Linked DNA regions of Homo sapiens: region 1 is linked to region 2. The links are chromatin contacts, found by Hi-C or POLR2A ChIA-PET in ENCODE. All regions are on one chromosome and are shown on one strand. The core of a region is the stretch at or near the end of the contact, and the rest is flanking DNA. Distances in the headings are between cores, read along the strand shown. Region 1 has its middle 210 kb from the start of LINC00343. Region 2 overlaps LOC105370345 (a long non-coding RNA gene).

The links. Hi-C counts contacts between places; a loop is a spot of excess contacts on that map. ChIA-PET counts read pairs that join two places held with the same protein, here RNA polymerase II (POLR2A). Pooled maps may share reads with other maps.
Region 1: a loop to region 2 is called in a map of PC-9, with 18 times the contacts of the local background. The contact joins two enhancer-like sites. A Hi-C loop is called at or near these places in 2 of 168 maps with a recorded cell type or tissue (PC-9 and lower leg skin) and 1 of 50 pooled maps. POLR2A ChIA-PET finds 5 or more read pairs at or near these places in 1 of 52 experiments (PC-9).

The regions. Positions count from the first base shown.
Region 1 is chr13:105,917,842-105,920,802 of GRCh38, forward strand. No RefSeq gene overlaps it. Among named protein-coding and RNA genes, the nearest start is that of LINC00343, 210 kb to the left of the region's middle. RefSeq lists an enhancer at 947-2,146. Within about 2 kb of position 1,435, at least 7 of the 41 ENCODE cell types and tissues checked have a DNase peak (open chromatin) inside an H3K27ac peak, as active enhancers do; they include PC-9, where a contact is called at or near this core.
Region 2 is chr13:105,588,791-105,591,490 of GRCh38, forward strand. The region is part of intron 6 of LOC105370345 (a long non-coding RNA gene); the gene reads right to left. Among named protein-coding and RNA genes, the nearest start is that of DAOA-AS1, 84 kb to the left of the region's middle. Within about 2 kb of position 1,326, at least 2 of the 41 ENCODE cell types and tissues checked have a DNase peak (open chromatin) inside an H3K27ac peak, as active enhancers do; they include PC-9, where a contact is called at or near this core.

The DNA.
Region 1 (2,961 bases), core at 185-2,684, 330 kb after region 2:
ATGAAAAGTTTAAGTTGGTCTATGATTTTTTCTGTTCAGTCACCTGTGGGATCACTTTCTTAGGATTGTACTTATAGTCTACCAATGCACAGAGCGAATCTCCCACACGACAGCACTCTTCTAAAGCAGCTGCAGAGTTTGACCCTACGAACTAACCCTGACAATCAGACGCCATCCGACATCCCTGCTGTCCCCACCAATGTTGCTATGCTAATGCCACAGTGTCCTCTGATCCTGTTACTTGGATGACAGGAACTCTTAAGCCATACAGCTATTGCTAAAATTAACACCTTCTATTAATTGAGGTCTGGTCTAAGCCCTTTTTATCTATCATTTCATTGAATTGTCATGGGAAACCAGTGATATTAATGGTATAATTATCCTTCTCAGATGAGGAAGCTGATATATAAAGATAAAGTTGTCTTGATCAAGAGCTAAGGTCACACAGCTAATAGGAGGTAGAGCTTAAACGCAATCTGAGCATTGTGGCCCCAGAACCCTCACTTTAACTCCCACGTTCAAGGCTGTCTGTGGCCTTCGTGCTTGGCCTGTGAATTGTACAGTCTCTTAATGCACGTGACCCTCTTGAGCCTGTCAATGAAGCTCACTTTTTGTTATCTCCCCCACACCTCAGTGTACTTTGGATTTGAGAAAGAGACTATTTTAAAGGAGAGATCAGCAGGAAGCTAAGGGAACTGCATCTCAGGCTGGAATAAGGCTTTAAATTAAGAATAAATGCAAGATTCTGAGTTGTGTCCAGTGGTTAAGCCCTGGACGAAGGTGAGGGCCGAGGCAGTGTTCCCCTCGAAAGCTGCTCTTTGCTCTACAGTTCTTCACCACTGGGGAAGCTTAAGGGTAGATGGAATGAAAAGAGACTTACACTGTCACATGCAAGAGATTTAGGAAGCTTCATAAGAAATTGTTAGGAGGTCTTCATTTCATCTCAATTAGATCCCATTCTGTTCTTTCTAATCCTGCTCCACAAGGCTTTTCCTGTAACTTCACACATATGATCGTATTTAGTCCACATCCAATCCTGTAATGAGGCAATGACTCTATTTTACTTTATTTTTTCATTTTTATTGTTACTATTTTTTTTTTCCATAGAGACAAGGCCTCACTATGTTGCCCAGGCTGATCTTGAACTCCTGGGCTCAGGTGATCCTCCCACCTTGGCCCCCCCAGTGTGCTGGGATTACAGGTGTGAGCCATTGCACCTGGTCCCTGTGACTCTGCTTTAGAGATGAGAAAATGGAGGCTCAAAACTTGCAGTAATAGCCCCAGGTTACAATGCTGATAAATCATAAAAGTTGATTATGATACTGGCCTTGATGACAGCAGGATACGTTCTTTCCATTTAATCTCATCACTGGTGAGCCTACACTGATAAGAAATTCACAGTCATATTGTCACACTGCCTTTTCACCCGGTTCTATAAGGCACTCCCTGGCAATGAGTCATTCCTGCCTCAGCCCTTCTTCCGGAAGGAGGGGCTTGACCGGGCAGAGCAGCGGCTGATTTCCCGGGAGATCAGAAAGATGCAGATATGAGCAGGAGAAAGGACAGGAACTGGAAACCCGTAAACTGGGCAGAATTTAAATGCTCCTTTTCTCTGAGAGCGGTCCATTTTTACACATTGCAGAAATTTTCTCTGCTCCCACCTCCAAACTCACTCACAGTCCTTGATGTTTTTTGGCTGCATCAGCATATCCAGCAGTCAGGTTTCATAATTATCTTGTTGGTCACATGTGGCCCACATTTTCAGACATTCCGGAAATACACCGTGTGGTCTGTGCATCCACACACCTAACAGATCACTCGGGCAGCGCCGACCTGCAGAGCGACTCACCTCCCGTGTCATCTACCATCTGTGCTTACCTTGTTGCAAGAGGCAAGAAAATTCAGATGACATGGATTTGTTCCTGATTAATAGAACCGTAACCATTAATGAGCACAACTAGCACTAATATGCTTTTAAAACAGGAGCAAATTAGGCCTCTATGTGGTTGTAATATGTTATCAGCTAATTGATCGTTGCTGTTTTTTGTGGATTGTTAAAAAACAATGTGGATAAAACATGGTGGGAGGGATTTTAAAAAACAATGCGGATAAGGAGACTATCTATGAAATAAACAAATGTTTAATTAAATTAAAATTGTACAATTCTTTTCACTTGTTAATTTTTTTAAGAAATCCTTTGAAAGAGTGCTTCTAATTAAAACCCAGATCACTGGACCCTAAAGTACAGCAAAGGGACTTCAGGAGACTTTAAAGTGACTGCAGGAAGCCCAAGAATCCATATAGATTGAAAGTCGTAACCACCTTTGGCATATTTATTACCATTTTCACATTTAAAATTACTATTTTCAAATGCAAATTTTCACTGAACAAAATGGAAATTCATATGCAATTGATACTGAATTCCTAGTAACTTTTGTTCTTAATCATTTAATTGATTCTTTTCTAAAAGTACACTTTCTTTTTTAGGAAAAAATCTGAGAGAAAAGGTCATTACAAAGTTGTCCTCCCATTCTAGGGGTCTGGGAACCACTGATCTAATCAGGTTCTCTTTTTCTGGTATTGCACCCATTTGAGTCACGAAGAGTGAACTTTTGACACAAGCTGTCAAGATTTCCTCATAGACACGAGTGATCTATATCTGAGTCAGCCTGGGATTTCTTCGTTTCTTCCTTTGCCTTTGGTATTATTTGTGCAAATCAGCATTGTAAACCATTTTCCAGTGAGTTGTAATAGAAACCCAGGGCAAAAGGTCACTTCCGTTTTGGAGCCTCCCTGACTCTGCAGAGTTGCTCCCTCTGTCCTCTGCCCCAACACAATGCCTCATAATCCCCCTATTATACCCCTCAACTCAAAGCTCTTCTACCAGCTGCTTACATTATCTCCAAAAGAAAAGGGAAAGCTGAGATCCTGCTCCTTGGGAGAAGGTAGCTCTAGATCCAG
Region 2 (2,700 bases), core at 76-2,575:
AATTTGGATCCTAGATGGTCTGAAAGGCAGCGGAATCCCAGGGGTGAGCCCAGAGTCTTCTGTTTTTCAGCAGCTCTAGACCTTTTGAATAGTTTCCAGGGTAACAACTAACAGCTCCCTCATCACGTTCAACTTGGTGGAAACATTACTAATGTCAATGATAGGACACTTTCTTGTCTACATAATAGCAAATTCATTGATTTGGTTTTAAACTACTGCTCAGCGGGGCACAGTTGTCTATTTTTGAGTGAACAGCTTTAATAAAACTTTTTATTAGGTTTTCAAATATGCAGAAATGTATTGCCTAAACAAACATTTTGGGGGAGACAATTACTTAATTATAATGACAGTTAAGTCACACTGGAAAAAATTACCAACATTTTTCTGCCAGTAATTCGAAACACACATTTGGAATTTTATGGTATATTTAATGAAAATAAAATTTATATAATAATACCAAGAATATCCCTGTAAGTGATGAAAAGCAGAAGAATATTGCTCTCATTTTCTAAGCCAAAAGGCTTAGAGTTCTACAATATAAGAAAATGTTACTTTGCACCAGCTTTTAAAACAATATAATTATTTATTATGGATCTAAACTAATACAATTTCTCTTCCAAAAATATTTCAAAGTATTTCCCCTTTGGAGAAGGTATACTTTAAACTATTTTTAAAAGCTAGGAAATGCAAACATATATATATATGTATATACAGGGTGGAGTTTGTGCATTTCATGAAGGAATTCAGAGTAAGAATATAAAATAAAAGAGTGTAATGCAAGATATGGCAACAGATTTCTTAATTTTGAAACAGGTCAATCAGCTCTACTATATTCTGTTTCTACAATCGATAGCTCTCATTCCTGCTCCTCATCCTGCAAATGTATCTCTCATGCCAAGCAAGAGCCAGTGGGAGAACATAGATCACATAGCTGGTCGGTGATGCCCCATCAGCCCTAATGGAGAATCCAGTCAATATTCATGCACCATGTAACAGCTGATCAGCCACAACATTAACCCAACCATAAAACATAACATTTAAAAGCCAGATAAAAATATTTTCCCCATTTTATTTTTTACTGTACTACAAATATTGTCAGGAAAACAATCCATTAACTCACTGCTCTTCTAAAAGGATCGACTTAGTAGCCCATAACATTGTCCCAGGTAAATGATGCAGGTTTTGTGTATTGTGTTTGTATATAGCCTGAGGGCCCTCACGGATGAAAAGGGATCCATTTTTTTCCACTTTTATTTTAAATTCTTTTGTTCATTTTATCAACAGTCAAAGGTTTGGAATGTAAAATTAATGAGCAGGTCTGTAATCTTTCAGTGAAATCTTAAAGGTCCACTTTTCCACAATCACAAAGAGATGGAAAGGAGGCCAGGCTACATTTTTCTTCCTGAAGCATGGTTGATGATTTAAACTCACTAAGAAATAAATTTTTTTTTCTTAAGGAACAAATAAGAGCCTTGTGCTCACTCTTGCTTCACATTTGAATATGACTCTCATACTGTTGTTCTAAATGAAATTTGTCATGCATCCTTAAACAGATGGATTTTGAGTTTCTGTTGTGGAAATGTATTCATCCAGTGTTAGTATGAGCTAGGCTGGTATTTAGAAGGAGCCAAAGGTTTTGACTCTTGGGAGACATAAGACATAGCTTGCCCTAGCTCCCCAGCTCAGGGAAAGAGGAAGAACAACCTTTAACCCACAGAACTGTGCATAGCCCCCACTAGAAACCTCGGGCTCCTCTTCTGTCCTCAAGTCCATGCATTCATTAAAAACTCACTTGCAGCCGGGCGCGGTGACTCACACCTGTAATCCCAGCACTTTGGGAGGCCAAGGCGGGTGGATCGCAAGGTCAGGAGTTCAAGACCAGCCTGACCAACATGGTGAAACCCCGTCTCTACTAAAAATACAAAAATTAGCAGTGCATGATGTCATGCACCTATAATCCCAGCTACTCAGGAAGCCGAGGCAGGGGAATCACTTGAACCCAGAGGCGAAGTTTGCAGTGAGCTGAGATCACGCCACTGTACTCCAGCCTTGGTGAAAGAGCGAGACTCCATCTCAAAAAATGAACAAACAAACAAAAAAACAAAAAAAAACCTCACTTGCCTTTGACTGCAGTCCATACCCACCTTGTGTCTCACATAGGGAAGGCCTAGAGATCCCTGATAGAGCAACTTAGGGTCACGTGTCTAAACTTGGACGTGGTGATATAAAAGTGGAGTCTTAGTCCACATTAAAAATGAGGAAGCTACGGCAGAGAAAGTTCAGTGACTGGCTGCAAGTGACAACATGCATTACTTAGAGTTCAGCATAAACCTTGCCATCCCTCAGTGCCTATTTCTGATGTTTCCCAAAGAAGCAGATGAAAATGATATTTTTAAAAACCCAACAAATTATGTTTCTCTGGGTGAAATAGCTTTTAGTATACTTCATTTTTTTTGCTACGTTCTTTAACAAAAAAGCAATAAAAAAAAACCCTTCATAACAACAACAATAAAAAAAAACACATAAAAAAAGGAAACCAGAGCCAAAAGCATGCATCAAAATATGCAGCTATTAAATATTACCATTTTAATTTGGGAAAAAATAATGAGGGTTTTGCAATAGTTTCAATGCCTTAACTTCGAGATCAGATAAGAAATAGCAAAGAAGAAAGAAAGTGAATTGAGATGGTAATTTCCCGGT